Regions from separate parts of the Homo sapiens genome. Here region 2 is linked to region 1. Evidence: chromatin loops called from intact Hi-C (ENCODE). Cell type or tissue: dorsolateral prefrontal cortex. All regions are shown on one strand. Each heading gives the region's core, and the rest is flanking DNA. Links, peaks and the distances in the headings are about the cores only.

Region 1 (12,257 bases), core at 1,502-9,501:
AGGAAAAAATATTTGTTGGTAGGGAAAAAAAGCCTCTTTCATATGAAGCCTGTAGTTCAAGAATTCAAGTTTCCACAATAAAAATAAATATATAACATGGACCATCTAATAAACTAAATACCTAGTCCTGATAATTGTCACATATGAAAATATGCAAGAGGTATTTACAATATGTTGGTCAATTGGTGTAGCAGGTCAGGCAGGCTACAGTTTGCAAGTGAAATACTCACAACTGGGGTCAACAGAAGCAGCACACTTAAGCTAACTCAGCTGATGTTCTGTGACTTAGGTCGTGGAGCCTATACGTAGTACCTAAAGAAACGATTTGTGCCTCTTTAGTGGTTTCTATCATCCAACACTTTTTTCCTTTGTCATCTCAATCTGCTTTTCTACTAACTCATCTGTCTCTTTCTTCTTCATCTGAACACTTTGGATTTTGTGTGTGTGTGTTTTAGAGACAGGGTCTCGATGCATTCCCAAGGCTGGATTACAGTGTCATGATCCCAGCTCACTGCCGCTTAGAACTCCTGGGCTCAAGCAATCCTCCCACCTCAGCCTCCCGAGTAGCCAAGACTACAGGTGTGTGCCACCATGCCCAGCAAATTTTTTTTTGTAGCAATGGAGTCTCATTATGTTGCCCAGGCTAGTCTAGAACTCCTGGCCTCAAACAATCCTCCTGCCTTGACCCCCAAAGTACTGGGATTACAGGCATAAGCCACAGTACCCAGTCACTGGATTTTTAAGTATTATAAGAGGTACCAATGGACACTGCCAGGCCATGGTGTTGGTCCTCAGGGATTAAGGTTAAAAAAAAATAAGAAGTTGAATAATATATACTCTTAGAAGAAAAGCTTACCAATTGGTTGTATAATAACACCACAACCTCAAAAAAAAAAAAAGTCTTATTATATACATTTAGCAGACTTCACTGATCTGAAATTTACTAATTCAGGATTGGGGGCTGTTTGTCTAAAATTGAGTTGAAGCCTGGACAACATAGTGAGACCTTTTCTCTACCAAAAAAAAAAAAAAAATTAGCTGGGCATGGTAGAGTGCCTGTAGTCCCAGCTGCTCCTTGAGCCCTGGAGGTGGAGGCTGCAATGAGCTGCCCTCCAGCCTGGCCAATACAGCAAAACCCTGTCTCAAAAAAATTAAAATTAAAATTAAAATTAAACAAATTGAGTTGAAACTGACTTTTGTGTTATACTTTAAAGAAATCATTTTGACAAGGGAGAGGGGATTTAGAAAAAGTATTATTTAACCTTCTACAAAAGAAATGTGTTTAAAGATGTTAGCATATTATTGTCCATATGCAAATAAATTTGCTGAAATAACTTGCATTTTGTACAGGCCTATATACACTATTCAAAGTTCTTTCACCTTTATTATTTCATTTGATTTCTTTTAAAAACCCTGAGAAGTTGACCGAGGAAATGGGAGTATCCTCACTTTACAAGTGACAGAAATAGAGAAGCAGAGTAACTTGTCCAATGTCACGGTATAAGAATAAACATATTTAACTTCCAGATTAATACTCTTTCAATATGAATAATATTAAATGAGATACTCTTAAGGCAAACCCACATAATATCAACCTAGAAACACTCCAGCAACTAGTTGGAATTTCTATATATTCCTAAAAGAAGTTGTGTCACACATAAATTATTATAAAAAGTATATCTACATTATAATTCCAATCATGCAAAAATTATGTGAATTATAAAGAATTGGAAGAAAACAAAATTTTAAATCTAATAAGGAAAATGGTAAGATGATAGACGACTTTCTTGTAACTGCTATGAAATCATAAACTATAGTGTGGTCGGGAAGCTAAAATTTTAAATTAAGTATTCCCTACTTCACAGTTTTCTGTAATTTAGACTGGTTTTATTTTACTTTTAGGCACACCGTTCTCATATATGAATCTCAATAATGAAAAGTGAGAAATTAATAGCTCAAATATTTTTAAGAAAAGCAGATAGGCAAAAAAATTGTTGGGGGAGAAGTTATAACAGACCTCTGAACACAGGTTTGCTGAACAATCAAACTGTAAGTTTCATAACATAAACACTGAAAATCCTTAGTCCCTTCAGCTGAAAGTTCCGCCATAAAATTCTTTCAAAACTGACATTTTATATTAATGATGTCAATTTCAGCCAACAACATACAAATTCTGATAAATATATAATGTTAGTCAAAGATATAACCTGAAAAAATCAACAAGTAACGATTCAGGAAAGGACAGAAGCACTTCTGAAGACATTTTCCCCCTTACCTTAGCAAAGAGAATTACAGAAATCATTCACAAAACTAACAAGAATCAGCCAATTCAGTGGTTAAACTGTGGGAAGGTTAATGTTTTAAGAGGACCTATTAATAGGAAAAAGTCAAAGGACAAAAACTGCATATAAATTATAGCAATTTTTAACGCACCCATGCAGAACCAAAAAGGTGTTTACATTCATGTGATTCACAGACAATCGTATATGCTGTCATTCAACTGCCAAAATGAAAGGAAATATAACTATTAAAATGTCAAAATGTCAGCAACTACTATGCTAGATAATACGGTGTTTATTTTCCCAAGAAAGAGAAAAACATTGACTTAAAAAAAAAAAAAAAAAAATTCCAACCAACACAGTGAGAAAGAAGAGGAATCAAGGGTGCACCTGCAGTAAAACTTACATGTCCCTTTACTTTAATGCTTTAAAGGATATATTTCCCCCATTTAAGCTTTTAGTTTAAGGGACTGATTAATCCTGGGAAAACTTAAGCATCTTCTAAAATGATTTTTGCATAGAAAGGTATAAATGAAAGAATGGGAAATAAAGGTTTTGACTCAAGATGTAAAAACTGAACTTCTTGTGGTCCCTCAATTTGAAAAATATAATAAGATGCCAAGAAAAGTCTCAAATTATTTATTCCCTGAGTAAAACAGCCTAGTACATTATTTTGGTCACCAACCAAGCAAACCTACAAAGAAAAAGTTAAAACAGAATTTAGAAGATGGTTTAGCAGCGATCCCAGGCCCACCTCTACAACAGAGCAGATTTTTCAACTTGAAAAGTTCTAATAAAATTGAACATAAAGTGTGCCAAAGAGCCTAAAAATATAGAAACAGAGACAGGCATCAAAGATTCAAAGAAGAAAGTAATTTTACAATCACTTGCTTCTGTCAGTTAAAAACGTGACCTAATTAAACAAAAGTCTCTCTTCCTGTGTGTCAACTGAGGAAACAGACTAAGAAACTTTGACAAAGGATCATTCAGGCAGCTCTGCTTAAAAAGAGAGAAGATACACTCTACTCAAGGCAAGGTGAAAATACTAAACAGATTACCCATCAGCTTGTGTGATCACTGTAAATGATGGCACTCAAGATTCCTCTGATTATGATCTGCAGCTTTGAAAAATGCTTGAAAATGTGAACATATAATCTGGTGGTTCTACTCTCAAAGATTACCATACGATTTAATGCTGCAGCTCTTTAGTACTTACATGAAACTGGGTCTCAGATTAGCCTGTGCTTCCCAAGGAGACAGTGTGGCATGATGGTCAACGGAATTCCTCTCTGGACTTAGACAAATAAACCTGGTTTAAATTAAATCTGGTCCTTACTTGCTACTCACTGTGTGGCTTTAGACAACCTTCCTAGGCCTCAGTTCTCTCACACGTGGGAATAATAGACTTGAATAACAATAACAGAACTAAAAAAATGGAGGTGTCTACAGCAATGGGTCCAGCATCTGACAAACAGTGAGCTCAATAAATAACTGGTAAAGTAACAATGATGCTTACGTTAGCGAATCCTTTTAGCAGAATTATATTATCATTATATCATTTTATCATTCTATTTTATCATTTATCTCAGTAGAATTAAATTTTTTATCATGTAAGAAAAATCCCTGAAAGAAAAGTCAAAGTGACAAGTGGAAACTAACAATGCTAAAGAGAAATGGAAGCCCTTTAAAAGGATAAGAGTACAGCAAACTGAAGTTTAGAAAACATTATATGATGTGGTATATAACTACAATGGGTAATTAGTCAGACTTAAGGAAGGAAATTACATCATGGATTATGAACTTTGAAGGCATTATACTAGGCCAGGCACAGTGGCTCAAGCCTATAATCCCAGCACTTTGGGAGGCCAAGGCAGGCAGATCACTTGAGGTCAGGAGTTCAAGACTAGCCTGGCCAACATGGTGAAACCCCGTCTCCACTAAAAAATACAAAAATTAGCGGGCATGGTGGTGCACACTTGTAATCCCAACTACTTGGGAGGCTGAGGCGGGAGGACAACTTGAACCCAGGAGGCGGAGGTTACATTGAGCCAAAATCACGCCACTGCACTCCAGCCTGGACAACAGAGAGAGACTCTGTCTCAAAAAAGAAAGAAAGAAAGAAAGAAAGCATTATGCTACATGAAATAAGCCAGTCACAAAAAGACAAATATTGTATGATTCCACTTATATGACAATACCCAGAGTAGTCAAATTCATAGAGACAGAAAGTAAAAATAGAGGTGACCAGAAACTGGAGGGAGAGGATGGGAAGTTATTGTTTAATAGGTATAGCATTTCTATCTGAGGTGATGAAAATATTCTGGAAAGGGATGGTGGGGATGGTTGCACAACCCTGTGAATGTACTTTAAACTGTACAATTAAAAATGGTTGAAAAGGTTACAAGAGTCAAGAGGACCAGACGAAAAAACAATAATTTAAAAAATGGTTGAAAAGGTAAATTTTATGTTTATTTTACCACAATAAAAAAAACATGAATAAAATCTTTCCATATTATAGGATAGTTAGTAAATTATAGCAGACTAGACTCAATTCCCAAATAGTGATAATGAAACAGGCTCATCTCTGGAATACCATACAACTTATAAGATCTTTCACACAGCCAAGTCCTTATGTTATTTGTTTCGTGTTGGCTGTTCTGCTACACGGGCCTTTTGCTGCTCTTCTAACAAGCAGAACTTACTTCCACTTCAGCCTCTTTACACTCGCTGCCCCTCTACCTGGAATACTCTCCACAAAACATGCATGGCTCACTCCCTGGCATCATAATGTCTCTGCTCAAATGCTGCTTTCCCAGAGACTCTCTGGCTAAAGAAATCTCCTAAAGCTATTGCTCTCCATCACCTCACTCCGCTTCGCTTTTCTTCCTTACACTTGACACTTCCAGAAATGACTTAACATATTTATTTGTTCACTTGTTTATCGCTCATCTCCTCTAGTAACATATAAACTGCATGAGAGCAGGGACTTTGTCACTCATGTTTTTAGTCCTTAAAAACAGTCCCTAGCAACTAGAAGACATTCCATAACTATTTTTTTAGGTATATTAATCAAAAAAATACTTCCTTTTTTTTTGATGTGGAGTTTCTTTCTGTCTCCCAGGCTGGAGTACAGTGGCATGACCTCAGCTCACTGAAACCTCTGTTTCCAGGGCTCAAGCGATTCTCCTGCTTCAACCTGAAGTCAGGAGTTTGAGACCAGCCAGGCCAACATGGCAAAACCCTGTCTCTACCAAAAATACAAAAATTAGCCGAGCATGGCACACACCTGTAGTCCCAGCTACTCAGGAGCCTGAGGCAGAAGAATTGCTTGAACCCAGGAGGTGGAGGTTGCAGTAAGCTGAGATCACACCACTGCACTACAGTCTGGGAGACAGAGTGAGACTGGGTCTCTCAAAAAAAAAAAAAAAAAAAAATTAAAAAAATTTTAAAAATGAGAGAGAATTAAAACGATATACACCATAATGTTAACAAGTTACTCTTGGTTGTTATTATTTTTATCTTTTTTTTTTTTTGCCTTCCTGGTGCTTTTCTGTATTTAAAGTATTAAAAATGAACATGCATTACTTTGGTACTTAGAAAAATTAGTTTTAAGTGACTGTGCCAAGAGCTGCCCTTTTTGCCTTATATGAGCACCATCTAGTGCTCAGTACACATAATACAATTTCTGTAACACAGTAAAGTTTTCTGAAAAGTAGCCTTTATAAAAAGTAGGGTGTGGCTGGGCATGGTGGCTCATGCCTGTAATCCCAGCACTTTTGGAGGCTGATGTGGGTGGATTGCTTGAGGCCAGGAGTTCGAGACCAGCCTGACCAACATGGTGAAACCCTGTCTCTACTAAAAATATAAAACTAGCCAGGCATGGTGGCATGTGCCTGTAATCCCAGCTACTTGGGAGGGTGAGGCAGGAGAATCACTTGAACCTGGGAGGCAGAGGCTGCAGTGAGCCAAGGTCGTGCCACTGTACTCCAGCCTGGGCAACAAGAGCGAAACTCTGACTCAAAAAAAAAAAAAAAAGGTAGATTGCTTATACACAAAGATGACTATTACTATAATCACTGTCTGGCTTAATTTTTAAAACAGCAGAACAATTAGTTCAAAAGAGGCACAGGACTTTCAATCATCAAGATAAAGCGGTCATCAGAAAATTGGTTAAATTTCTGCTGCTTATTTTCATTCCTCAAATATTTTAGACTAACTCTCAAGACAGAGTCCTAGGTCTTTGTAAACTAATAGGTAATTACTCCTTGAAAGAAGAGCAAAGTCAGACACTTTACATGCATGATAGTGTTTCATCATCCCTATGAATCTACATGGTAGGGGTTATTATTTCCATTTTACAAAAGCAACAACAGGTTCAGTGAGATTAAGCAGCTTTCCTGAATTCACAAACTAGTCAGTTGTGGAGCTCAGGCAAGGTCAGTTTGGCTCCAAAATCCATGTTCCCCCTGCCATGCTACATGGTCTCCATTCTTCACACTTCACCCAAAGTCACTGCACCTTTTAGCAAAACAATTCCTCTGGAGAAGAGTATTCAGGCTGCTGCTATACTGCTCAGAGCTGCTCTCAAATCTGGAACTCTAAGCTCATTAAGTATTAACACTCAAATCAGGTGTTAATTTAAAACAAAAGAACTTTTTAAAGATATTATTCTCTATACTGCTGTTAGCTGGTTACACACACTTACTGAGATGTAGGACTTTCCATTTCCTACACAGTAATAGAAATTCAGACCTTCAGCACATCACAGGTATATTGCTGCAGATGTCTCAGATTTTGTTTTCCTGCCCTAGTTTTTCTTCCTGCACTTTCCACCTACTCACCCTACTTAAAAAAATAATGTCTCTGAAACAATGTTTTCTCCAAATCCACTCAACAAGAGCCTACAAGGGACCCTACTTCTAATCCTCAGCTTTCTAACAAGTGTGCCAAAAATAGGTAACAGGTGGACATATTTTTATTTCCCAGTTCAGCCTTTCATAGTTAGAGCCCCTACACCCTTCAGAGCCCCAGACCACTCTAGACCCAAGCAGCCTTATCAATTTACCCTGAAGCATCATGAACTATGTTGGGAAGCAATTTCTACATTCCCAACCTATTACACTTGATTCCCATTCCTCTCAACACAAACTGGAAGCATTACTAGAAGTCATCTGGCCACGTTTCCTTTATAGTACAAGAAGTCACTTCTACCCATATGTATAAGGTGGTAGCGGTGGTGTTGGTGGTGGTGTTGTTTGAGACAGGGTCTTGTTCTGTTGCCCAGGCTGGCGAAAGCATTGGCCTGACCATAGTCACTACAACCTTGAACTCCTGGGCTCAAGGAATCCTCCTGACTCAGCCTCCCAAGTAGTTGGGACTACAAGCATAAGCCACCGAGCTCAGCTAATTTTTTTATTTTTTGTAGAGATGGGGGTCTCGCCATGTTGCCCAGGCTGGTCTCAAACTCTTAGTCTCAAAAGATCCTCCTGCCTCAGCCTCTCAAAATGCTGGGAATACAGGGATGAACCACCGTTCCCAGCTTGTATAAGGCTATTCACTGCTACATTATATGTAATAACAAAACACTGGAAGCAATCCAAATGGTAAAACCCAAATGGTAAATCCAATTAATTTTGGTATATATGCCCCCCCATTAAAAAGAGTGAGGAAGTTAATATATAGAAGGCTCTTCAAGATATAACTGATGAAAAAAAGCACAAAGTGAAAAAGTGTGTATAATATACATGCTATTATTTATCAAAAAAAGAGAAGGGATATATGTGCATATTTGTTTGCATATGCATAAAATGCAATTCTTCTATAACACCCTTTATCATATTTCACCATACTTGTTTGCTGATTTACAGATAAGATTATAAGCTCTGGCTGGGCGTGTAATCTCAGCACTTTGGGAGGCCGAGGCAAGCGAATCACCTGAGGTCGAGAGTTCAAGACCAGCCTGACCAACATGGAGAAACCCCATCTCTACCAAAAATACAAAATTAACCGGGCATGGTGGCACATGCCTGTAATCCCAGCTACTGGGGAGGCTGAGGCAGGAGAATCACTTAATCCCGGGAGGCAGAGGTTGTGGTGAGCCGAGATCATGCCATTGCACTCCAGCCTGGGCAACAAGAGTGAAACTCTGTCTGAAAAAAAAAAAAAAAAAAAGATTATAAGCCTTTAAGGACAAGAGACATCATATATCCAGCTAACTATTATAGCCTGAGAAACAAATAAATGAATAACAGTTTGATACTCAGAGATAAGTCATCTGGTCCAGCAGTTCTCAATGATAAGCATGACACACGATTATGTTCACACACACCATAGCCTCAGATGCCTATGAACCAAAAAATAATAAGTACAGGTCTGTTTTTCATTTTTGTTGCTATTATGTAGTTTAGAAACATGTATAAAATCAGTCATATAAGTAGTTTAAAATATTTAGGAAAAAAACAGTGTATATTATTAACCTTTAGTCTTTAATTATTCTTCATTTTGTTTCAGATCTTTGCTGCACAACTAATTTTAACAGGGTGAAAAAATAAAAACTATTAAATAATTTAAGAAAGATTTTAGAACCACACCTGGAAACTCTTACAAAATCTGATTACTCTGATGCTAAAAACAGTTAATAGTAAGGAAGGATTAGATTCGTCCTAAAGGCCTTATTAGTATTTCTAAAAATTGCAGCAAACATCGATTTTTGGCTACAAAAATGGACTTTACTTGAAGACGGCACATATGTATCTAACGAATTCCAAGAGTGAACAATCTCAGAATTATCTAGATTCAGAGTCTCCTCTACTGAGATTCATCTTAGCCCTGAATAATTCATGAACTAGGTAATTTTGGCCCCTGACTCTGTCAACAAGGGGGCACCTGCTACCTCAAAGCCTACTCAGTCCCAAGGTCAAATATCAAATACCATCAGTGAGGAGCAGGGCAGTGCCAAAGAGAAAGTGACAGACCAAAAGTATATGCAACACCACAAATGAAACCTCTATCATGTAAACTCACTTGTGGCGGTGGGGGTGGGAAGAAACCTTTATAAATATACTCTCACAGATTTACAATGCAGTTTATTTACTTTACAGTTTTTTCACTTTCTAAGATCCCTTTATACGTTTCTCTTAAATCACCTGGGTGATTTAAGAAAAGAGAATGGTGGCCAGGCGCAGTGGCTCACGCCTGTAATACCAGCACTTTGGGAGGTCAAGGCAGGTGGATCAGGAGGTCAGGAGTTCAAGACCAGCCTGGCCAAGATGATGAAACTCCACCTCTACTAAACTACAAAAATTAGCCAGGCGTGATGGCAGGCACCTGTAATCCCAGCTACTCGGAAGCCTGAGGCAGGGAATTGCTTGAACCTGGGAGGCGGAGGTCGCAGTGAGCTGAGATTGCACCACTGCACTCCAGCCTGGGCGACAGAGCAAGACTCTGTCTCAAAAATTAAAAAAATAAAATAAAATAAAATAAAATTTGAGTAAAAATAATAATTAACAAAACAAACTATAAAGCCATAATAACTTAAACTGTGAGGCACTGGCACAGGTCGACAAAAATGGCTAACAAATTATTCCCGTCACTATTTTTTAAGAAGTTCATCTTTTTCCCCACTGAAATGCCAGCTCCACATAAATCAAGTACATACACATACATTTATTCTTATTCTTAAGTATTTTAGTTATTCTTGTTCATTATACTTTTTCATACACATTTCAGAATAAACTTATCAAGATCCCCCAATCTTCCAAAACAAGGCTTTCAGAATTTTAATTCAAATTGTCTTCAATCTATAGGTCAATTTGAAAAGAAGTGACATTTTTACAATAGTCTCCTTATTCCTTAAACATGGTACATATCTCTATTTAGTTAAGTCTACTTTAGTATATTTCAATGTAAAAACCATATACTATAATTTGGAATAGCTTTATAAATTACTTTAGAATTTACATAAGTGAAAAGAAAAATTATTTTGGACAATAAATCATGCTCTCCATTTCGCCCTCTTTTCCTCTAAGTCGTATCACTATCACATGAGCAGCAGTACTCAGTGATAATTCTGCAAGGATTAAGGAAATGATTTCAAAAGTTGTTGATGCTATAGCTCATCCCCAGTATGACCTTTCTCACCAATCCACAGCCACCTTTAATTTTCCAAGGATCTCAGAAGCAAGAATAAGTAACCACTTCAATATAAAATACATCTAATCCAAGCCATCAGATTAATTATAAACTAAGTTAAAATTCGTTTTTTTTTTTTTTTTTTTGAGATGGAGTCTTGCTCTTGTCGCCCAGGCTGGAGTGCAATGGCGCGATCTCAGCTCCCCACAAGCTCTGCCGCGCGGGTTCAAGTGACTCTCCTGCTTCAGCCTCCCGAGTAGCTGGGATTACAGGCGCCCGCCACCACGCCTGGCTAATTTTTTGTATTTTTAGTAGAGATAGGGTTTCACCACGTTGACCAGGCTGGTCTTGAACTGCTGAATTCAGGTGATCCACCTGCCTCGGTCTCCCAAGGTGTTTGGATTACAGGCAAGAGCCACCACACCTGGCTTAAACTAAGGTAAACTTCTAAGGCCCAATCCAATTGTATACAATAAAGTTAAAAATTAAAATTTGGGGGGAGGTTCCAAGATGGCTGAATAGAAACAACTCCAGTCTACAGCTCCCAGCATGAGCAACACAGAAGACGGGTGATTTCTGCATTTCCAACTGAGGTACCTGGTTCATCTCACTGGGGCTTGTCAGACAGTGGGTGCAGGACAGTGGGTGCAGCCTGTGGACCGTGAACCGAAGCAGGGCAAGGCATCACCTCACCAGGGAAGTGCAAGGAATTCCCTTTCCTAGCCAAGGGAAGCCGTGACAGACAGCACCTGGAAAATCAGGTCACTCCCACCCTAATACTGCCCTTTTCCAACAATCTTAGCAAACGGCACATCAGGAGATTATATCCCACGCCTGGCTCGGAGGGTCCCACACCCACGGAGCCTTGCTCACTGCTAGCACAGCAGTCTGAGATCAAACTACAAGGTGGCAGCGAGGCTGGGGGAGGGGCACCTGCCATTGCTGAGGCTTGAGTACCTAAACAAAGCAGCCGGGAAGCCCAAACCGCAGCTCAAGGAGAACTGCCTGCCTCTGTAGACTCCACCAATGGGGGCAGGGCACAGCTGAACAAAAGGCAGCAGAAAGTTCTGCAGACTTAAATGTCCATGTCTGACAGCTTTGAAGAGAGTAGTGGTTCTCCCAGCACGGAGTTTGAGATCTGAGAATGGACAGACTGCCTCCTCAAGTGGGTCCCTGACCCCTGAGTAGCCTAACTGGGAGGCACCTCCCAGTAGGGGCCGACTGACACCTCATACGGCCAGGTGCCCCTCTGAGACGAAGCTTCCAGAGGAACAATCAGGCAGCAACATTTGCTGTTCTGCAATATTTACGGTTCTGCAGCCTCCACTGGTGATACCCAGGCAAACAGCGTCTGGAGTGGACCTCCAGCAAACTCCAACAGACCTGCAGCTGAGGGTCCTGACTGTTAGAAGGAAAACTAACAAACAGAAAGGACATCCACACCAAACCCCATCTGTACGTCACTATCATCAAAGACCAAAGATAGATAAAACCACAAAGATGGGAAGAAACCAGAGCAGAAAAGCTGAAAATTCTAAAAATCAGAGTGCCTCTTCTCCTCCAAAGGAACGCAGCTCCTCGCCAGCAACAGAACAAAGCTGGACGGAGAATGACTTTGACGAGTGGAGAGAAGAAGGCTTCAGAAGATCGGTAATAACAAACTTCTCCGAGCTAAAGGAGGATGTTCGAAACCATCGCGAAGAAGCTAAAAACCTTGAAGAAAGATTAGATGAATGGCTAACTAGAATAAACCGCATAGAGAAGCCCTTAAATGACCTTATGGAGCTGAAAACCATGGCACAAGAACTACGGGACACATGCACAAGCTTCAGTAGCCGATTCAATCAA
Region 2 (12,257 bases), core at 1,535-9,534, 160 kb before region 1:
TGTGCTCTTTCTCTTTATTTCTCAGACCAGCCGACACTTAGGAAAAATAGAAAAGAACCTACATTGAAATATTGGGGGCTGGTTCCCCCGATAGGTGACTGCTATTCAGCAGATGCCATTCTAAGCACTTTAAATGTATTAACTCATTTAGTCTTCACAGTGGCCCTAGGACAGTAGTCCCAGTTTGTAAAGGAGGAAACTGAAGGACATTGAACAAATGAACAAATTGTAAATGCTCGGAAAACTCACAATACTTGTGATAGGGAGTTATCTACCTACCTTTTTAAAGCTAGCTTTTCCAAACTATCCTTGTCTCTCCTAAGGAAGCATTCTCTCTTCCCTTGTTTGTCCTATCTCTGCAACATCTGATTCAGTATGTATTTACATTGGACACGTGAGCCACTTTAAATCTTTTTACCTTTGTTTATTCCCATTTCTCCTGTTAACACAACACTGTTTCTTTGTCTTGGAAAAGGTACTTTTTAAAAGTCCATGAAACACATGCAATTCATCAAGAAGGAAAATGCTTTATTAAGTCACTCTATTTTTCTTATCTGGCCTTAGCATTTTATAACATATCAAATATCACAATTTTGTAAAAGACAGAGAGAAAGCGTGCCTCTTTTCTCTCTGTTCTGGGAAAAATACTAGGCTATGAACCTAGATGACTTGGTTTTTTGTCTGCTTCTGCAACAGTGTTCACTTGGACTGGTCACATAACTCGAGATTTTAATATTCCCATATGTAAAATGTGGAAATTTGCCTTAGATGATCTTTAAAGGTCCTTCTAAGTCTATAATTTTATGACTTGTAAATAAGGCTTTAGAGGTGGAGTTAATGACACTGACATCTGAGTTGGAGGTTCATTATGACACATGTACAAAGCAAAGAGGAATGAGGCCATTCCATCCTTTGCTTCTTCTAAGATATTTAAATACAATGCATTAGCAACTGAGAGATAAAACCTAGAGCAGTATCAACTGGCTACCTTACTGAAACAGTGACAGGTTTTTCCAATGGCAACAGAAATTCATAACTAGGTAAGGAGTGTTGGGAGACAATTCCCCACTCTCTCATGTTTTGCACATCTTAAAAGCAGAGGCATTAGCAGCCTTGTGCTCCGGGCTATCTCTGCGTGGATGCTTGTAGAGTGAACAGACTTGGAAGACAGAGATGGTGTCTCTCTCTAGAGCAGAGAGTAGTTTACTATCAAATACATTAAAGATGTCTCCCTTCAAAGCAAAGGTTGGGCAGGTGTGCTTGAAGGCTATCATAAAAGACTGGGGATTCCCAAGCTCTGGGTTCCGCTCCTGTATTGCAACCCACTGCACTTACAGGTGTCACCTGGCCCTTGTCATGTTGCCCTGTGGGTATGGGAACCACACAAGAAATGAATATTCTGGCTCCTACTACTGCTGCGAGTAATAATTTATGATAAAAAATATAAAAAAAGGACAATAACAAACTGTCCTTTGTCCTTGACCCAGGAGTCTTGGGTGTCCTACCAGAATCTACAAAACTGTAGCAGGTAAACTTGTTAGCTTGAAAGTAGGTAAAAATCTTACAACCTTCATAAAAATAAACAGGAATGGAGGCTTAATAATTCATGGCTAAGAGGACAAAGTTGAACCACACCAAGTTACCTCTGTAACATGATGGTGACATTCAATAAAGCTCTATGGAAGTTATTTTAAAGTTTAATTTGCTGTGTGGCAATTTTGTCCACAAAGGTCTTTACTTATAAGAAATAAACAATCTGATAAACATATGACATGTTTCTTTAAAGCTGACATTTTGAATGTGCCAGCAGTCTAAACTGAAATTAAACCAATTATGAAGTTTTCTTGTGTCCCATCAAGTCTGCCAAGACACCCTGTTGTACAATACTAGCAATTTTTTGAATAGGTAACCATTTTCTACTGGAAACTTATAAATTTTCAGAGAGGAGCTGTCTAAATGTTCTCAATGTAACTCCTTAAGAAAGGACTAAACTAAAAAAGCAAACCAAGCCAGATTTCCCTGAAAAACTTAGCTGCCTTCAAAGTACCACTGGCTGTAGGAAATACAGGAAGCCAGATTTTCAAGACAAACATTCCTCCTTCCTTTCCTGGTTACTGCTATGCCAAGATCAAACAAGGATCAGCAAAGACCAAAGGAATGAAGAAACTGGAACCTTTTTATTGCCTGGGCATTGGGCAAGAGCAAGCTAATTCTATCTTTTAAAAAATGAAATCATATACATTTAAGAGAAGTATTTATACTGCAAGCCATTGCTCAGATCTCCTACCAATCTACAATAAAACAATTATTAAAAACTTCTATCTATGTTCAGTGAGATCTTCATTTTCTTTGTTAGAAAAATATTTGGGGAATATAGGCAATTCAAAAATCCATTGGGCAGGGAATCAGAATCTTGCAATATTAGCAGAGACCAATACATTCTTTTGTAGAGATGTTATCCAGATTTATTTTTAGATTCAAAATATCTCAAAAATGTTATAATACTATAATAGAGAAAATAGAGATGCAAGACTTTACAAGCCATCATTAACTCTTACACCACTCAAATGAAGTAGGTATGATATCTCATTCAAGAGATGAAAAATAAGTTAAATAACTCAGCAAGGTTTTGGAAACAGAACTGAACCATTCATTACAATTCTTACCATCAGATAATTCCTTCCCTAAAGAAATAATTTCCTGACTACAGTGCTAACAATAATATGAGGTTGAAATAAAATCGAAGTTTAAAAAAAAAAACCAACTATAACACTTAATTTCTAGATACAACAAATGGCATTCGTCTGCAATAAAAACATATCTTAAAGAGGACTTCAGCAGTGGTAGGCATTCATAAGTATTAAATTAAAAATAAAGTTTAATATCAAGGATTAGATATAAAAAATATTATTGTCTCAGGCTAAAAGACACACAGTTCTTATCACTCTTTTCCAGGATAATTTCCACATACCATGTATTGTAATACCTGAACACATCCATACCTGTCTCAAACATGTCAGTTCTAAAAAAGTGGAAAAGACCTTCCTGTCTTTGCTACTATAACTTTAGGTACTTAGATAGATTGGGAGGCAGGTGGAATCAGGGCTAGGGGAAAGCAAACTGAATGACCACCAAGGGCACGGCTACCTTAGATTGTAGAGAACTGTCTGTTCCAGATCAATCCCAGGAGTTTGGATCCATGGTCCCATGGTGAGCGAGTCACTCTCAGAAAGAGTATTCTGCCATTCTTGGAGTGAGCCAGGCTTTTGATCTGGACAAACCTGGGATAGCCACTTACCAGCTGTGAAGAGTCAATACCCTCGACTGTCTAAACCTCCAGACTTCAACTAGCCTTAAATGTAACACAAGAGAGATAAGTGGTGAGACACTGAGGATGGCAGGTATAAATTTATCATTAAATGGACTTTTTAAAAAATAAGGCAATATTTCTAAAATTATCATAATCATATATTATGTTATTACATATTTGAATTGTGCATGTGTGTGTGTGTAATATAAATTCATCCCAACAAATAGGTCAATTTGCTTATTAATATTCCCTTTCATGTTTGAGAAAAAAACCCATGAAAACTTAATTCAGTGGGAACAGAAGTGAGGAAGCCTGTTGGGGTAAGTTACTATTAAAGAATTATTTAAATGAAGGCTGGGGGCAAATTGTCTTTCTTTCTTTAATTCCATGAGCCTGAATGGTCTAAAAGATCTTATTTGCCCAAAATAGAGGAGCTGACCACGTAGTTCAACAACCAACTTCTGTTTTGTAGTCTTCAAAAAAATGCTGGGTGATTAAAATATGTGTCATCATGAGTGCAGGGCAGGAAAAGGCAACTCATATAAAATGCCAGCTTGAGACTACTACACGGAAGTTGCACAACCATACACTTAAAATCTGAAGTGTATATACTCACTCCTGATGGCTGTGAGAAAAAGTGAAAGCATAAGTCATGGATTTGAGAATTTTAAAGTTCTTAAATTGCATGATTAAATTTTATCAGAAATAACTGTATTGCTCTCATAAAATTGTTTTAATTAAAACCTAATCTATACTTTGTATTACTTTATTCTCAAGAGGTGTGAAAACCCAGAAAGCTTTCAATAGAGTCTGGCACTGTCTAAAGCATCTTATGGACACCAGATCATCAACTTCACTAGTTTCAAGCGGCAGCAGACATCTGCAAAATATAGCCAGATGCTAATCAACTTGCATGAAGTCTCAGAATAGTGGGTGCCAGAACTAAGTTTAAATTCCAGATGCCAGCCCATCTTCTAAGAATCAGTCACTAACTATTTATTAAAAGTCTATTGTGTGCCTAGAGAGAGCAACTCTCTGTAAAGTAATGCAAAGAAATATAAAATAAGTCTTTTATCTCCAGTAATTATTACTCTGCTTAAGCAACAGGACTTGCAACTCCAGGCCAGGCCAGTATGTTGTAAGTACCTACACTGGACAGGTAAGACTTGGAAGTTCTATCTTTCCCACACCTACTTCTGAAAGAAGCCAGGTAACCATATCCAGATCTTCTAACATGTAGCTTTCTCCTTTCCTGGGTCTTTCCTTCCTGTTCTAGCCCCAGTAACTAGCCCCTAGGCCAGAAACTGACAGTGATCCATGGGCTGCTACGAAGAGATGAAGAGGGCCAAATGGGTTCTTTCTCTTTGTAATCTGAAGAATGGGGAATATGAAACAACTATGTTAGCAGCAGCTTGGTCCAAACAAAAGGCCTAGGAGCTGAACTGGGGAGACCTCAGCAAGTTGAAGAAGCCACTGCAGGTTCAAGATAAAAGACATGGAATAAAGGGGTGGGAAGCTGGTTGAAAAAGAAAAACCTACAGAAAAAAAGAGGTGACACAAAGAACTGCCTCAACTTTTTTCTAGTTCCAGACCACATTTATCTAGATTCAGCGATATAGCTGTGAAAGAGCAAGGAACTGTAATGATTCAGTAAAGCAGAAGCAGTGGGTATATGGCAAATGGCAATTGAAGACGAAGGGCAAAGGGCAGGGCCCAGACTATGTCACTTTAAGAAAGGGATCCTCAGCCTTGACACTACTGCCATTCTGCGTTGGGTAATGCTTTCTTGTGGGGTCTGTAGTGTGCATTGTAGAATGTTTAGCAACATCTCTGGCCTCTACCCACTAGATGTCAGTAGCAACCTCTTTCCCACTTCTGGCAATAACAATAAAATCTCCACGTATTGTCAAATGTCCCCTGGGGGGCAAAATCACAGTGAAGAGCACAGGTCAGATTTTTAACCTGATAGCAATAGGAAGCCATTTAATATTTTTAAGCAAAAGAAGCAATGAGATTTGCTTTTCCAGTGAATACAGCAGTGTGCAGGGGTGAGTAGGGAGGCAAAAAGACCCAGTCAGACTACTGGCATAGTGTGGGTGAAGACGACACACATGTGAACCAAGACAGCAGCCATGGAGAAAGAGAAGAGCATATACATGCAAATTACAATGGCAGTTAGGTACAACTTCAGGGTCCAGTAAGATAGAATTTGAGAGAAAGGGAGAAAAGTTACAGAACTGGCTTGGCAATTTAGGTGACTGTGGTGAGGGCCATTACCTAGGACAGGGGATTTAAAAGGAAGAGTAGGTTTGAAAACGAGTTCAGTTTTAAACATAATGAAAGTCTGAAGTAAGCATGAGATACCCAGGTGGTGAACCTAGTGGGGTTGGTGCTCAGCCAGCTAATGCTTACTCAGGGCAAATTATGTGCGAGGCCGTTACAAATGTCAACGCACTTCATCCTCACCATAATCCTTTGAGATAGCAGCTGCTGCCGCTCCCGTCTTACAGATGGGAAACTGCTGCATAGAGAAGGTAAAGAACATCATCACCAAGATTCCATAGGTAGTAAAGTTCTGGAGCTGAGATCTCAAACCCTGGCAGTCTGGCTTCAGAGGCTATGTGCTTATCCTCTACATTGTACTGTCTGCCAGTACAGTGAAGGAGAAAGATCTAGATTATGAATTTAGATTTGGGTGGTGTTATAGTCAGTTCTCACGCTGCTATAAAGAACTGCCCGAGGCTTGCACAGTGGCTCACACCTGTAATCCCAGCACTTTGGGAGGCTAAGGTGGGCAGATCACTTGAGGCCAGGAGTTCAAGACCAGCTTTGCCAACATGTTGAAACCCCATCTCTAGTAAAAATACAAAAATTAGCCAGGCATGGTGGCATGCACCTACCTGTAATCCCAGCTACTTGGGAGGCTGAGGCAGGAGAGTTGCTTGAACCTGGGAGGTGGAGGTTGCAGTAAGCTGAGATTGTGCCACTGCACTCCAGCCTGGCCAACAGAGTGAGACTTGCCTCAAAAAAAAAAAAAAAAAAAAAAAAAAGAACTGCCTGAGACTGGGTAATTTATAAAGTTAAGAGGTTTCATTGACTCACAGTCCAGCACAGCTGGGGAGGCCTCGGGAAACTTACATCATGGTGGAAGGTGAAGGAGAAGCACGGCACCTTCTTCACAAAGTGGCAGGGAGAAGAGTGGCACAGCCAAGGGAGAAGAGCCCCTTGTAAAACCATCAGGTCTTTTGAGACTCACTATCATGAATGAGAACAGCATGAGGGAAACTGCCCCCATGATTTAATTACTTCCACCTGTTCTCTCCCTTCACATGTGGGGATTATGAGGATTACAATTCAAGATGAGATTTTGGGTGGGGACACAAAGCCTAACCATTATCAGGTGATTTTCAGTATACAAATGACAGTAGATAAAGTCATAGACATATATGTGATCTCCCAGAGAAAATGTGTAAAGACAGAAGAAAACAAGACAGAATGAGATACTAGAGAAAACTACCTGTTAATCAAAGGGTGAAGGAGAAGCCAGAGGAAACAGCCAGTGGAGGGACATGAGAGACAATAAGGGACAGTCTTAAGGGCTGGAAGTAAATGGTATCTTTCTAATCTAAAGCAATGCCTTGCATATAATCTACTCTTTATAAATGTCTTGAAATTCAATAACCTCATAATCCCAAATAAAGAACGCAGCAAATATGCACACTTATGGCATATCCAAAAGACTTACAAAGTTAAGCAAAACTCAAATTAGATCTGTGATTCTCCTAGAACACCAAGAGTCTGTAGAAGGCACATGGTCATTAAGTATGAGCAACAGCCTAGGTACTGTAAGGAATCATTCCTTACATTTATGTCCAGCTAAGGAGGCTTTTCAAAGATTTATCCACATCCTTTCATAGCAATGTAACATGTTATCTGTTTTGCATTTTGTTGAAGATCATGTGAAATACTGACTCTTCTAAGTTTTGCAACTGACAAATATAAAATTGTGTAGTCTCTTTCTAAAAGAGGATTTAGGAATCATGTATATGAAAACTGCTTACTTCTCACTTGAAGTGGTTACTAGAGCATCTGGTGAATTCTGAGTTGTACTGCTGTAATAACCCTTCTGGGTATCTAAACAGTTTTTGTCATGCATCCCTTATCATACTTTACATTTCTATACCCTAAACACAAATATTTAGTAGGAAATGAGTTTCCTCAAAGTACAAAAAAGCTGGCCCCCATTTCCAGCTCAAGACAAATATTTTCTCAGGAAATACATAATGATTTCCAGGCCAAAACTCAAAAGTGTTTTCTAAACTTTAATGTGGATACAAATCATCTGGGGATCTTGTTAGAAAGAAGACTCTGATCCAGTAGGTCAAAAGCCACACCTACACTCCGCACTTCCAACAAGCTCCCTCCTGCATGACACGATGCTCTGGTCCGCACCGGCTACTCAAATGTGGTCCTTGAACAAGAAAAGTGCTGGCAGCATGTGGGAGCTGGGTAGAACTACACTTCCCTCAGTGCGACAAACAGACCATGATACTATCATCTGCTCAAACAGGTGACTCAAGAAATTTACCTTAAATTCTTTTCTTCAAAATCCACTTAAAAACTCATTCAATCACACTTTCTTTTTTGTTGTTATTAAGAAAAGACCTTCTTTTCTCTCCATTCCTTTCGATTATTCTAAACTGTGAGTCCAACCCTTAAGCCCCTCCACAGTAATAGCCCCAGCTGTTTCTTTCAGGCCTCTCACCTGTGATCCCCATAGAGGTCCACAGCATGCCAGTTCCATGAAACTGGTTATTTTCTACATATAAATCATGCTCTCTCACCATAGTCCCTCTCTTGTTTTGCTTTGGTTTGTTGTAGTTGATGATTGCTGTATCAGGCCAGTTTCTCTTATCTATCATGTCATCTTTCTGTAGCCACCCTGCTTAATCTTTCAATGAGAAGCCTTCTTGCCATTCTTGGAACCAGCCATTCACCCCCTCCATAGCAATTTTTCTTTCATTGTAATATTAAGATATAATAATATATATTTCATATAACATTCTGCTGTATAAAAGATCCTTGTATCATATATATATATATATATATATATATATATATATATATATATATACACACATAGATGGGTCCTGGTCTTATTCCTGCTACTGAAATGCAAGCTGCTTGAGGTCAGGAAACTTTATTATTTATTTTGATACTTCTTGCATTGCTTAACATAGTTCGTTATTCATATTATGCTAACTAACAATCTATTAAAATGAAGTAAAGCACTACTCATTATTGATGATAAACAATCTAAATGCTCTCAAATCACAAATCTAAACTATGTTTCTTATTTCTTCAAATATGATTGGTTTATTTTCTACTTTTGCCATCACAGATTAAAACTTGGACACAGTGTTTTTATATGCATTTTTCCCAACTAAAAAATTGTTTGCATCTCAAAAACATTTAATCGTGCTAAATGTATTTTATCAGAACTTAAATTATCAACCAGCTAATTTGGCATTTTCATATCAAACAAGCTAAATGTTCATTTATCATTTGAGAAAAGTTAATTGTGTAATGAAATCTTCATGAAACCATTATAAAACTGCACATAAACAGAAAAACAGCCTACAAAGCAGCACAGAAATCATTAACTCTGTTATGGTGAAATAAAGCATGGTGACAAAGGTTAACTCCTGGAAACTAAAGGCTCTTCAGAATACCTGAAAAACTCCAAGGTAGGAGGAGACTGCTATGTTTATTTTAAATCGTGAAGTTCACATTATTCCAATGTCAGTCAACTAGATGATCTCTCAAGTACAAACCCAAAAAACAATCTAATAGAATGTATTAAGACCAGACATAAATTAAATAGTGAGTCAATGCAAAATATCCTGTACTAAATTCTGAAGATAAACAGACAACTTAATTTTGAGTAAGTTAAAAATGAGCCCAGGTCAATCAATGGCTAACCAATGAAGAGAATGTGAGATCAGCATTTAAAAGTGATACGGAGTTGTTATCACCACCAATGACTGCTAAACAAAACTGAATGGTCAAAACCACATGCCCAGACTGAGGCAGGAGGATCCCTTGAGCCCAGGAGTTTGAGCTTTCAGTGAGCTGTGGTTGCTCCACTGCACTCCAGCCTGGTTGACAGAGTGAAACCCTGTCTTTAAAAAAACAAGAAAAGCCTGGGCGCAGTGGCTCATGCCTGTAATCCCAGCACTTTGGGAGGCAAGGTGGGCGGATCATGAGGTTAGGAGTTTGAGACCAACCTGACCAACATGGTGAAACCCTGTCTCTACTAAAAATACAAAAATTAGCCAGGCGTGGTGGCGTGTGCCTGTAATTCCAGTTACCCAGGAGGCTGAGGCAGGAGAATCACTTGAACCCAGGAGGTGGAGGTTGCAGCGAGCCAAGATCACACCACTGCACTCCAGCCTGGGTGACAGAGTGAGACTCTGTCTCAAAAAAAAAAAAAAAAGAAGAAGAGAAACCCTGCATTGCCCCAAAAGTAAGAATTAAAGGAAACAATATGACTTCACTGGGGTTCTATTTGAGACCTACTTGGACAACACTGAACATCCTACAGGAAGTCAAAAAAGTACCCCCATATGCTAAAAAGCCCTGCAATGATATTCACTTATGACTGGTTAGTTAGCTTTCCTATCCTTCAAAGTCATGTCTTTACAGGGTGAAACCCCATCTCTACTAAAAATACAAAAAAAAATTAGCCGGGTGTGGTGGCGGGCACCTGTAGTCCCAGCTACTCGGGAGGCTGAGGCAGGAGAATGACGTGAACCCAGGAGGTGGAGCTTGCAGTGAGCTGAGATCGCACCACGGCACTCCATCCTGGGTGACAGAGCGAGACTCCATCTCAAAAAAAAAAAAAAAAAAAAAGTCATGTCTTTGGCAATGGGTGGGGAAGAGACAAGGGTTTCTGGCAGACAGAATAATGGCTCCCTCAAAAATGTCCATGTCCTAATCCCCTGGACTTATGAATGTTACCTTACATGGCAAAAGCGACCTTGTGATTATGATTCTGACTTTGAGATGGAAGATAATCCTGGATCAGGAAGGGTCCAGGAAATCACAAGAGTCCTCAACATGGAAGAGGGAACCACAAGAGGAGGTCAGAGTGATGAGGTATGAGAAGGACTCAACAATCTACTGTTGCTGGCTTTGATAACAGAGGAAGGGGCCATGAGCCAAGGAATGCAGGCAGCCTCCAACACCTAGAAGAGGCATGGAAACAGATTCTCCTTTACAGCCTCCAGACAGAAATGCAGCTCTGTTTCAATTTTAGCCTAGTGAGACCCACAGTGGACTTCTAAACTAGAGAATTTTAAAATGACCAGTTTGCGCTTTCAGCCACTAATTTTTGGTAATTTGTTATGGCAACAATAGGAAACTAATACACGGGTGAACTGCTATAAAAATTCTCTAAAACGCACACAGATAAATCCTTAAAAGTGTAGTGTGATGCTCTATAAAATGCGCATCAAATACATTCATATTTAATTTGCATTACTAAGAAATATACCTGCTCCTCTAAAAAACTAACATTACACTTAAAATTACATTTTATAAAAAGATTGAATGTAAATACAATTAACTTTGATCAAAAAGTTAGGTTAGAAAACAAAATGGAACGAGCTATTTTCAACCAAACAAGAAGGTGATAAAAATTAAGTAGGAAAATTTGATAGTCCTCACAGGTAACATTTAAAAAGGAACCACCATAGTATCCATCTTAATAGCTCAGCCAGAGGCAAATCAGTATTTCTTTTAAAGTTCATATTTACCTGATGATCCTCTGGGCAGCATACTGATGGAGAGAACGAAACTGTGCCGACATATTTGCTAAAGCTGCCAAACAATTTGTGTGAAGGTACTTGTCCTGTGAGGAAACAGCGGGTGTAAAACATACAATCAAGTCTTCTCTATATTTTAACCAAGGTTAACTATTAATAGAAGCAAATGTAAACTCAGTTGTCACTGATTTTAGAAAGTTCAGATCCACTATCTCTTTTTTCTAATTCCTAAATCCATAAAGCACTGAAAATTCAAAGTTTTTTCCACAACACAAAAAATGATGATGTTCCTGACAGTCTTCATTATTCCCTCCATGGTGAATATTGAAATATTTTGCTACAGAAATATAACGTTTAATTACAGCATGCTACTTAAGGCCCTAATGGTTACACATAGTAGAGTATATAAACTATAATTATCTTTCTAAAATCCAAAAACTTCTGCTTTCTAAAACATAGCTGGCTCCTAGGGTTTCAGATAAAAAACATGAATGTGTATCTGCAATAGCCCCACGGAGGAAAATAACTGAAAATGGGCTGGGAGTAGGGGCTCACGCCTGTAATCCCAACACTTTGGGAGGCCAAAGTGGGAGGATCACTTCAGGACAAGAGTTCAAAACCAATTCAAGACCAGCCTGGGCAACATAGCGAGACTTTGGCTATTTAAAAAAAAAAAAAAATTAGTCAGGTGTAGTGGCACATGCCTGTGGTCCTAGCTGCTCAGGAGACTGAGGCAAGAGGATCACTTAAGCCCAGGGGTTGGAGGTTACAGTGAGCTATGATTGTGCCACTGCACTCCTGTGCAGCCTAGGCTGAAGGGCAGTGGCACAATCGTAGCTCAAAAAAAAAAAAATGCCATTTCTCTTAGCTATGAATTCTGTACACTGCTTCTCTTTAATAATACATTTCTATTAACCAGAACTGAAATTTGCTCCCAGGTACTGTGAAGAGAATCCAGCAGAAATTTTTCTTTTACTCTTTAAAATATTCTCTCTTCTACCTTTCTTTTTCATTTTAATTCATATTTTCTTGTGCTCATATCCTCTTGTACTTTGTTATTTGCTGCTATTAAAAAAGGCAAATCAGTGTTACTGGCCAAATAAAGACATACAATAGCTTTT

What was found. Hi-C counts contacts between places; a loop is a spot of excess contacts. Peaks named below come from ENCODE experiments on the same cell type or tissue, not always from the same donor. Only the 100,000 strongest peaks of a DNase experiment are listed, where the experiment ranks them.
Region 2: a loop joins it to region 1, with 10 times the contacts of the local background. A loop is called at or near these places in 40 of 110 quality-filtered maps.

The regions. Positions count from the first base shown.
Region 1 is chr18:49,409,630-49,421,886 of GRCh38, forward strand. The region is part of intron 2 of DYM (dymeclin); the gene reads right to left. Among named protein-coding and RNA genes, the nearest start is that of DYM, 45 kb to the right of the region's middle. In dorsolateral prefrontal cortex, for the core only: a CTCF peak has its summit at 5,933 (motif pointing left); no DNase peak of the experiment used is centred there; H3K27ac peaks cover 728 bases.
Region 2 is chr18:49,245,883-49,258,139 of GRCh38, forward strand. DYM (dymeclin) reads right to left here. Exons shown (of 18, transcript NM_001353214.3): 13 at 11,128-11,222. Among named protein-coding and RNA genes, the nearest start is that of MIR4744, 200 kb to the left of the region's middle. RefSeq lists an enhancer at 5,067-5,246. In dorsolateral prefrontal cortex, for the core only: a CTCF peak has its summit at 5,164 (motif pointing right); no DNase peak of the experiment used is centred there.